2 separate regions of the Homo sapiens genome follow, and region 2 is linked to region 1. Evidence: chromatin contacts called from ENCODE Hi-C or POLR2A ChIA-PET data. All regions are on one chromosome and are shown on one strand. Each heading gives the region's core, a stretch centred on a gene start or an enhancer-like site at or near the end of the contact. The rest is flanking DNA. Distances are from core to core; before and after follow the strand shown. Region 1 holds the start of BICRA-AS2 (BICRA antisense RNA 2). Region 2 holds the start of NDUFA3 (NADH:ubiquinone oxidoreductase subunit A3).

The links. A loop is a pair of places that touch in the nucleus more often than their neighbours do. ChIA-PET counts read pairs that join two places held with the same protein, here RNA polymerase II (POLR2A). Pooled maps may share reads with other maps.
Region 2: a pooled map shows a loop between it and region 1 (4-fold over the local background). The contact joins the promoter of NDUFA3 here to the promoter of BICRA-AS2 in region 1. A Hi-C loop is called at or near these places in 1 of 50 pooled maps. POLR2A ChIA-PET finds 5 or more read pairs at or near these places in 2 of 52 experiments (activated CD8-positive, alpha-beta memory T cell and activated naive CD8-positive, alpha-beta T cell).

The regions. Positions count from the first base shown.
Region 1 is chr19:47,606,842-47,610,780 of GRCh38, reverse strand. BICRA-AS2 (BICRA antisense RNA 2) reads left to right here and starts at 2,152. Exons shown (of 1, transcript NR_186352.1): 1 at 2,152-2,908. It overlaps BICRA (BRD4 interacting chromatin remodeling complex associated protein), which reads right to left and starts at 1,647. Exons shown (of 15, transcript NM_001394372.1): 1 at 1,613-1,647. RefSeq lists silencers at 1,463-1,532, 1,603-1,652, 1,713-1,762, 1,873-2,252, 2,313-2,392 and 4 more.
Region 2 is chr19:54,101,292-54,105,230 of GRCh38, reverse strand. It overlaps NDUFA3 (NADH:ubiquinone oxidoreductase subunit A3), which reads right to left and starts at 2,376. Exons shown (of 4, transcript NM_004542.4): 1 at 2,343-2,376; 2 at 2,043-2,117. The coding sequence starts at 2,352. RefSeq lists an enhancer at 1,611-2,587.

The DNA of each region.
Region 1 (3,939 bases), core at 903-3,402:
GCTGGGAGAGGTTAAAAGCACAGAGAGCTTATCATGAATCTCAGGCCTTGATGCCTTGGATGTTTCTAGTTTCCCTTTCAAGTGCCCTCCGTAAAGAGGTGTAAGAGAAAGGCACCCCTAGATCTGTATTATACTATGGGGTGGGTAGGTAGGTGTGTGTGTGGGGGGGGGGTGACAAAAGGGGACGATGGTCAGGACATGGGCCTGGGCACAGACTGCAGCCCACCAGGATGGGGACACCAGAGAGCTAGGACCTGTCACCTGGGCCTCCCCGGGAGAGCTGACACCGCGGCCTCTGACCCCACCTCCCGGGAAGTTCAGCTGCTCAGAACCACAAAGCAAAACAAAGGGGCGCGGAGAGGAAGAAGCCGCAGTGCCTCCCAATCACCGCCGGCGCCCGAGCCCGAGCCTAGCTCTCCCGCGGCTCCTTGCCCGGTCCTCCCGGCTGGCCGCGCACCAAGGCCCAAGCAGCCCCTGGTCCCTCGTCTCCCCGCGGCCGCCCGTGACAGGAGTCGGGGAAGCAGACGAGGGGCAGCCAGGGATGGGAAAACCAGATGGCTCCATCCCTCCTCCCTCCTCCTCCATCCCTCCCTCCGGGTGCCCGCGGCCTGGCTGCCCTCCGCAGGGGCCCGGGGAGGCCGCAGGCCCAGCTCGTCCGGGCTCACCCCGGGGAAAGGGCTGCCTTTGTCTAAAGGTCACCACCCGAGCGCGGTGCCCCGGCCGGGCCTGGTGCCTCCCGTTCCCAGGCCGAGGGGTAGGAGATGGGGGGCCGCCCCGAACCTCGGGAAGTGACAGGAGGCGCTCACCCCCCCCACCCCCGTAACGGCCCCCTCCGGGATGAGCCTCAGCTGGGGGTGGGGGAGGGGGTCACCTCCCTCTATTGCCGGGGGCTGGGGGTCAAGTCAACTCCTTTCATTGTTTAGGGGCGGTGCGAAGGGGGGAGCCCCGGTGGCCTCCTTCCCCATCCATCCCTCCCCAGCTTTCCAGGGCCCCCCACTGTCCGCGACACCCACGGGAGGGATTTGGGGAGGGGGCGCAGGGGCCGAGCGAGGCGGGGAGATGCAGGCTCTCCGCCTCCGGCCGGGAGATCACCGCCCGCTGCCCGGTGGCCTTCGCCTTCCCCGAAAGGCGGGGAGCGGGGCGAGGGGAGGGGGCCGGGACGGGGAGGGGGTCTCCGCGCCCCTCCCCCCGTGGAACGTTAGGTCTCCTCTCTCCGCCGCTCCATTGTATCCCCGGCAGCCGGCGGGAGGGCCGGGGAGGCACTGGGCGCCGGGTCTGGGCAGGGAAGCCGGTTGGGGGGGGGTCCCCATAGGATCGGGGCGGCGGCGGTGGTGGAAGAGACGCGGGGCTGGGGGTGCCGGTGGCGGTGGGCGCCGAGCAGGAAAAAAAAAAAAAAAAAAAAAAGGAGGCAGCGGGCGCTGCGCCCCGGCTGGGGGGCTGAGTGTGAGAGTGTCGCGGGGGTGGGTTCGGCCCCGGCTCCGGCTCCCCCCACACACACCCTCGCCGCCAACCCCCACTCCCCCCTCGCTTTTGCGCCCTGTCACAGCCCCGACTCGCAGGTAGAGAGAGTTAAGAGATTTAAAGAGAAATTGCTACATTGTGAGAAACTCACCCTGATGTTTGAGCAGCCGTCGGCGCGGGGTCTCCGAGACGGCCCCGCACGGGCTGCAAAGGGAGGACCCAGAAGGGGCCGGCCGGCCGGGCCGGTCAGCGCACTGCCTGATCGCATGGCGGCCGCTCGGCAGCCGCTGCCGGGCCCCCGCCGCCGCCCCGCGCCCAGGCCCGCGCGCCCCGGGCCCGCGCCCGTTCCGGGGAGCGCCCCTCGGGTATGCAAAAAAAAAAAAAATTTTTTTTAATTAAATGCAAACGGAAAAAAAAAAAAAAAAACCTCTCAGGTTTTGTGTTCCGCCCCCCACCCCCTTCCTCCTCCTCCTCCTCCTCCTCTTCCCTCCGCCCTCGCCGGAGGAGGGGCTTCAGGAATCCCCGCCCCGCGTCCGGGCGGACCAGCCCCGGCCCCGCCAGGCCGAGCGGCGGGACCCGGAGCCAATGGGAGGCTGCGGACGTCCGGGGACTGGGCCCTCCGCGCCGGCGCCGCCCCCGCCCCCAGCCCCAGTCCCGGGGGTTCAGGGGCGCGCCTGCTCGAGCTCGGGTGTAGTTTGTCGACTGCCTCGAGCCCTGATCCGGATGCTGGGGCGCGGGGGAGCTGAAGGGATCCGCGCTCCCAGACCGCCGGTCCGGCTGGGGAGGGGGCGCCGTGCGTCCTGGGCGCGTCCCCTGAGGCGGAGGACGGTCGTCCGGCGGGAGGACGCGTCCAGGGGGAGCGCCGCAGGTCCGAAAAGATAGCGGGAGTCGAGGATGAAGGAAATGGAGGGGATGGAGGGGAGTTCCCCCCGGAGGTGGGACCGCGCCGGAGCCCAGAGTTGGAGCCTGACAGGGTGGAAGGCGGCGGGGACTTCGGGGTGACAGGCCGGGACCCCAGGCGTGGCTCGATCACTCACCCTAGCTGGTCTCCGTCGAGCCACGGCGGCGCCGGGGAGGCGGGTCGGGCCTGCCTCGGAGCCTGTCCCCGGCCGCTCTGGCCGCGCTGATGGGATTCCCAGAAGCCCCAGGACGCCGCGGTGGTGTCGGGTCCGTTTCCGCCCCACCAGGCCGTAAACGCCCTGCTGGCGGGACACGGATTCACGCGTTGCCCTTAGCGAGCGCTTGGTGAGCGCCCACTGTGTGCGCTGCGCAGTGCTGGGGGCCCAGTGGGGACACAGAGCCCCCGGACCTGCCCTCCCGATGCTTGCAGCCCAGGGAGATTTATACTTTGTTTTAGTCCCTTCTGCCTCCCCAGTGCCCTAGAAAAGCTCGTGCACACAGTAGGTGAATGCGGGTTGAATAAATGAGTAATCGAGACAGATTGTGATTTTGTTGTTGTTGTGTTATATTTTGTTTTGTTTTGAGACGGAGTTTCGCTCTTTCGCCCAGGCTGGAGTGCAGTGGCACGATCTAGGCTCACCGCAACCTCCGTCCCCTGGGTTCAAGCTATTCTCGGCCTCCCAAAGTGCCCGGCCTCTGTTTTTTTAAGCCTTAACATGTGTTCTAGTATCTTGGCGGTACTACCCATAATATTTACTTCAACGTATTTTTTTTTTTTATAATTTATCGGCCAGGCGCAGTGGCTCACACCTGTAATCCCAACACTTTGGGAGGCCGAGGAGGGTAGATCACCTGAGGTCAGGAGTTCGAGACCAGCCTGGCCAACATGGTGAAACCCCTTCTCTACTAATAATACAAAACTTAGCTGGGTGTGGTGGTGCACGCCTGTAATCCCAGCTGCTTGGGAGGCTGAGGCAGGAGAATCGCTTGAATCCGGAAGGCAGAGGTTGCAGTGAGCCGAGATCACACCATTGCACTCCAGCCTGGGCGACAAGAGGGAAACTCTGTCTCAAAAATAGTAATAATAATAATAATTTATCCAGCCTGGGCAACATAGCGAGACCCTGTCCAAACAAAAATTAGCCCAGCATGGTGGTGTGTGCTTGTACTCCCAGCTACTTGGGAGGCTGAGGCAGGAGGATCGCTTGAGTCCAGGAAGTCGAGGTTGTAGTTCCCCATAGTCATGCCACTGCACTCCAGTCTGGGAGACAGCAAGACCCTGTCTCAAAAAAAAAAAGAAGAAGAAGAAATTAATTTTGAGAGACCACAGAGGGTAAGGGCCCTGACTGAAACCAGTCAGCCCCTGGTTCATATCCTGCCTTTGCCACTTTCTTGCTGTGTGACAGTGGACAAATTACCTCACCTCTGTGTGTCCTCATCTTTAACATGCTGATAATAATAGGCCTCATTTCATAGGGTCATGAGGAAGAATGAGCTAGGGAGAGCTGCACCTGAGAGGAAGTGCCATATAAATGCTGGCCGTTATCATTAGTAAGTAAACAGGAAGTTATCAGTTCC
Region 2 (3,939 bases), core at 1,127-3,626, 6.5 Mb before region 1:
CAACAGTCACTGACCACAGTCCATTTAGGGTGGGAGCCAGGAGTCCTGGGGGATGGGGTACAGTTCATAAAAGGAATGTTCTAGGCCAGTGCTGTCTGACAGATGGTAAGAGCCAGGTATATAATTTTATATCTTCTAGTAGCTACAGTAAAAATAAGAGATACAGATGAAACAAATTTTAAGAAACATACTTGGATGGGCGAGGTGGCTCATGCCTATAATCCCAGGACTTTAGGAGGCTGAGACGGGTGGATCACCTGAGGTCAGGAGTTCGAGACCAGCCTGACCAATATGATGAAACCCCGTCTCTACTGAAAATACAAAAACAGCCAGGTGTAGTGGCATGCGCCTGTAATCCCAGCTACTAAGGAGGCTGAGACAGGAGAATCGCTTGAACCCGGGAGGCGGAGGTTGCAGTGAGCCGAGATCAGGCCATTGCACTCTAGCCTGGACAAAAGCGAAACTCCGTCTCAAAAAAACAAAAACAAACAAACAAAAAAAACCATAGTACATCCAAAACATCACTTCGCCATGTAATCAACAAAAGATTATTGGTAGTTTACACACTCTGTTATACTAAGTTTTTGAAATCCAGTGTCTTATACCACCTCAATTCATACCAGCACCACTTCAAATGCTCAGTGGCCAGTTGTGGCTGGTGGCTGCCATACTGAATAAGTGTTCAGAACCTTAACCTAGTGCCTGGCTGGTGGACCAGCAGTACTGACAAGACCTGGGAACTCTTCAAAAATGCAGAATCCCATGCCCCACCCCAGACCTACAGAATCAGAACCTACAGTTTGGCCGGGCGCAGTGGCTCACCCCTGTAATCCCAGCACTTTGGGAAGGCAGATCACTTGCGGTCAGGAGTTCAAGACCAGCCTGGCCAACATGGTGAAACCTTGTCTCTACTAAAAATACAAAAATTAGCCGGGCGTGGTGGTGCTCGCCTGTAATCCCAGCTACTTGGGAGGCGGAGGCAGGAGAATCACTTGAACCCTAGAGGCGGAGGTTGCAGTGAGCCATGATCAAACCATTGCACTGTAGCCTGGAAGACAGAGCGAGACGCCATCTCAAAAAAAAAAAAAAAAAAAAGCTGGCCGGGCGCGGTGGCTCACGCCTGTAATCCCAGCACTTTGGGAGACCGAGTTGGGAGGATCACGAGGTTAGGAGATCGAGACCATCCTGGCTAACACGGTGAAACCCCGTCTCTATTGAACATACAAAAAATTAGCCGGGCATGGGGGCGGGCGCCTGTAGTCCCAGCTACTCGGGAGGCTGAGGCAGGAGAATGGCGTGAACCCGGAAGGCGGGGCTTGCACTGAACCGAGATCGCGCCACTGCACTCCAGCCTGGGCGACAGAGCGAGACTCAGTCTCAAAAACAAAAACAAAAAATTAGCTGGGCGCCTGTAATCCCAGCTACTCGGGAGGCTGAGGCAGGAGAATCCCTTGAACCCAGGAGGCCGAGGTTGCAGTGAGCCGGGATCGCGCCACTGCACTTCAGCCTGGGTGAGAGTGAGACTCCATCGCAAAAAAAAAAGCTACATTTTAACAATCCCCCGCCCCCATCCCTGCAGGAACTCCGGTGCTAATTAAAGTGTGAGTAGGGCAGTTCCAGGGCAGAGGGCAGAGATTTTCAATCAGCAAGGCACATTGGGATCATACGGGGATTTTCACAAGACACAGATTCCCCAGTCCCACCTCCACCCAAGCCAACTCAATTCAGAATGGGGGAGAGGAAAGATGAAAAGGAGGAGGAGGATCTGGACTTTTTTTTGGTGCTCAGGTGTTAAGGCATAAGCAGGGTTGAGAACGTCTCATTTAGAGGGGTTAAGAGCGTATTGGGTAGGTGGAGAGGAACGCGGGGGGCGATGGTGGAGAGGTTATAATGGGTATGGGGATAGATAAGGGGATGCCGTGGGGGTGCAGACACACTAGAGGGGACCCGAGGGCGGCGATAGGGCTTTAGGGGTACAAGATGGAGGGATGTAGGGGGACGGGGGTGGACGATGCAAGTTTGCGCCTGGAGCACTCACGCACCGAGGCCCCCGACGACGAAGGACACGACCAGCACTGGCTCCTTGTCCCAGGCATTCTTGAGGAAGGCGCCGACTCCTGAAGGGGTGGCAAGAAGCGTCACCCCTGCAAGTAGCTGCCCCCGGTGACCTCTAACCCTCTCGTGCCACCCCTGCCCTGGAGGAGCCCCCTCGTGACTTCTGCGTTCCCCTCCAGCACGGACCCCATCGCTTCCACCCCTGCCCTGCCGCACCTCAGTCCCAGGACCGCCCAGAGGTTCCCAGAACTACCCGAGCCCCGTGCGCCACCGGCACCTGCACTTACTCGCAGCCATCTTTGTCTCCGCGGCGGCGACAGCGGCGAGGACGCGGAGCACCCTGGGAGTTGTGGTCCCTATGCGCGAGAACCCGCTCCCAGGGCTGCGCGTGCGCCCTGGAGCACAAGTAGAGGCGAAAGCAAGGACGCGGAGCACTCTGGGAGTTGTGGTCCCTCTGTGCGACGGCCCGCTTTCGGAGCCTGCGCGTGCGCACTCGCGCAGAACAAAGATGGAGCCGTGGAGGTAAAGGAAGTGGTGTCAGGAGCAAGCGCAAGCCTGACTTTGCGGACCTGCGTGGAATCTCCTTAGTCTCAGCCTAGAAGTCGCTCCGGAGTGACTAGTCCTCCTGCTGCGACCCACCTAAGGCGGAACAAAATAGTCCCCATTTTATAGTTTATGTATGAAAGCCCATTTTACAGACGAAGAAACTGAGCCCGGGAGAAGGTGAATGACTAACCTGTCCTTCGAGGTCTCAGCTCAACATCGGCTCGTCCTGGAAGCGCTAGGTCTCATCCCAGATGGGTTAGGAGCTTTCTGCGGGCTCTCACAGTGCTCTGTTACCGCCATTATAGCTCAGATCACTTAAGAAACTGACCTGGTCTGGGCCAGGCGCGGTGGCTCACGCCTGTAATCCCAGCACTTTGGGAGGCCGAGGCGGGCGGATCACGAGGTCAGGAGATCTAGACCATCCTGGCTAACATGGTGAAACCCTGTCTCTACTTAAAAATACAACACAAATTAGCCGGGCGTGGTGGTGGGCGCCCGTAGTCCCAGCTACTGGGGAGGCTAAGGCAGGAGAATGGCGTGAACCCGGGAGGCGGAGCTTGCAGTGAGCCGAGATCACACCACTGCACTCCAGCCTGGGCGACAGAGCGAGACTCCGTCTCAAAAAAAAAGAAACTGACCTGGTCTTGGTCTTTCAGTCGGACTGGTAGCTGCTGCTTGAGAGCAGTAACGGAGTCTGAGTTCCCTCTGTGCCTGCCAACATGGCACAGCGAGGGTCTGGCACGTAATAGGTTCTAATTTTTTTTTTTTTCTTCTGAGATTGAGTCTAGCTCTGTCGCCCAGGCTGGAGTGCAATGGCGCGATCTCGGCTCACAGCAACCTCCGACTCCCGAGTTCAAGCGATTCTCCTGCCTCAGCCTCCTGAATAGCTGGGATTACAGGCGCGCGCCTCCACAGCCGGCTAATTTTTCTTTTTTAGGAGAGACGGGGGTTTCTCCATGTTGGTCAGGCTGGTCTCGAACTTCCCGACCTCAGGTGATCCACCCGCCTTGGCCTCCCAAAGTGCTGGGATTACAGGCGTGAACAACCGCGCCCGGCCTAGAGGGGCTAATTTTTATCTATCTATCTATCTAACACAGTATCACACCAAGAGCCTGGCACATAATAGGTGCTAATTTTTCTCTGTCAACCAATCTATCAATCGATCAATTAATCACAGCAAGGGCCTGGCACATAATTGGTGTTAATTTTTATCTATCCATCAATCAATCACAGCAAGGGCCTGGCACTTAACAGGTGCTAATTTTTATCTATCTATCTATCTATCTATCTATCTATCTATCCATCCATCCATCTATCTATCTTTCAATCACAGCAAGG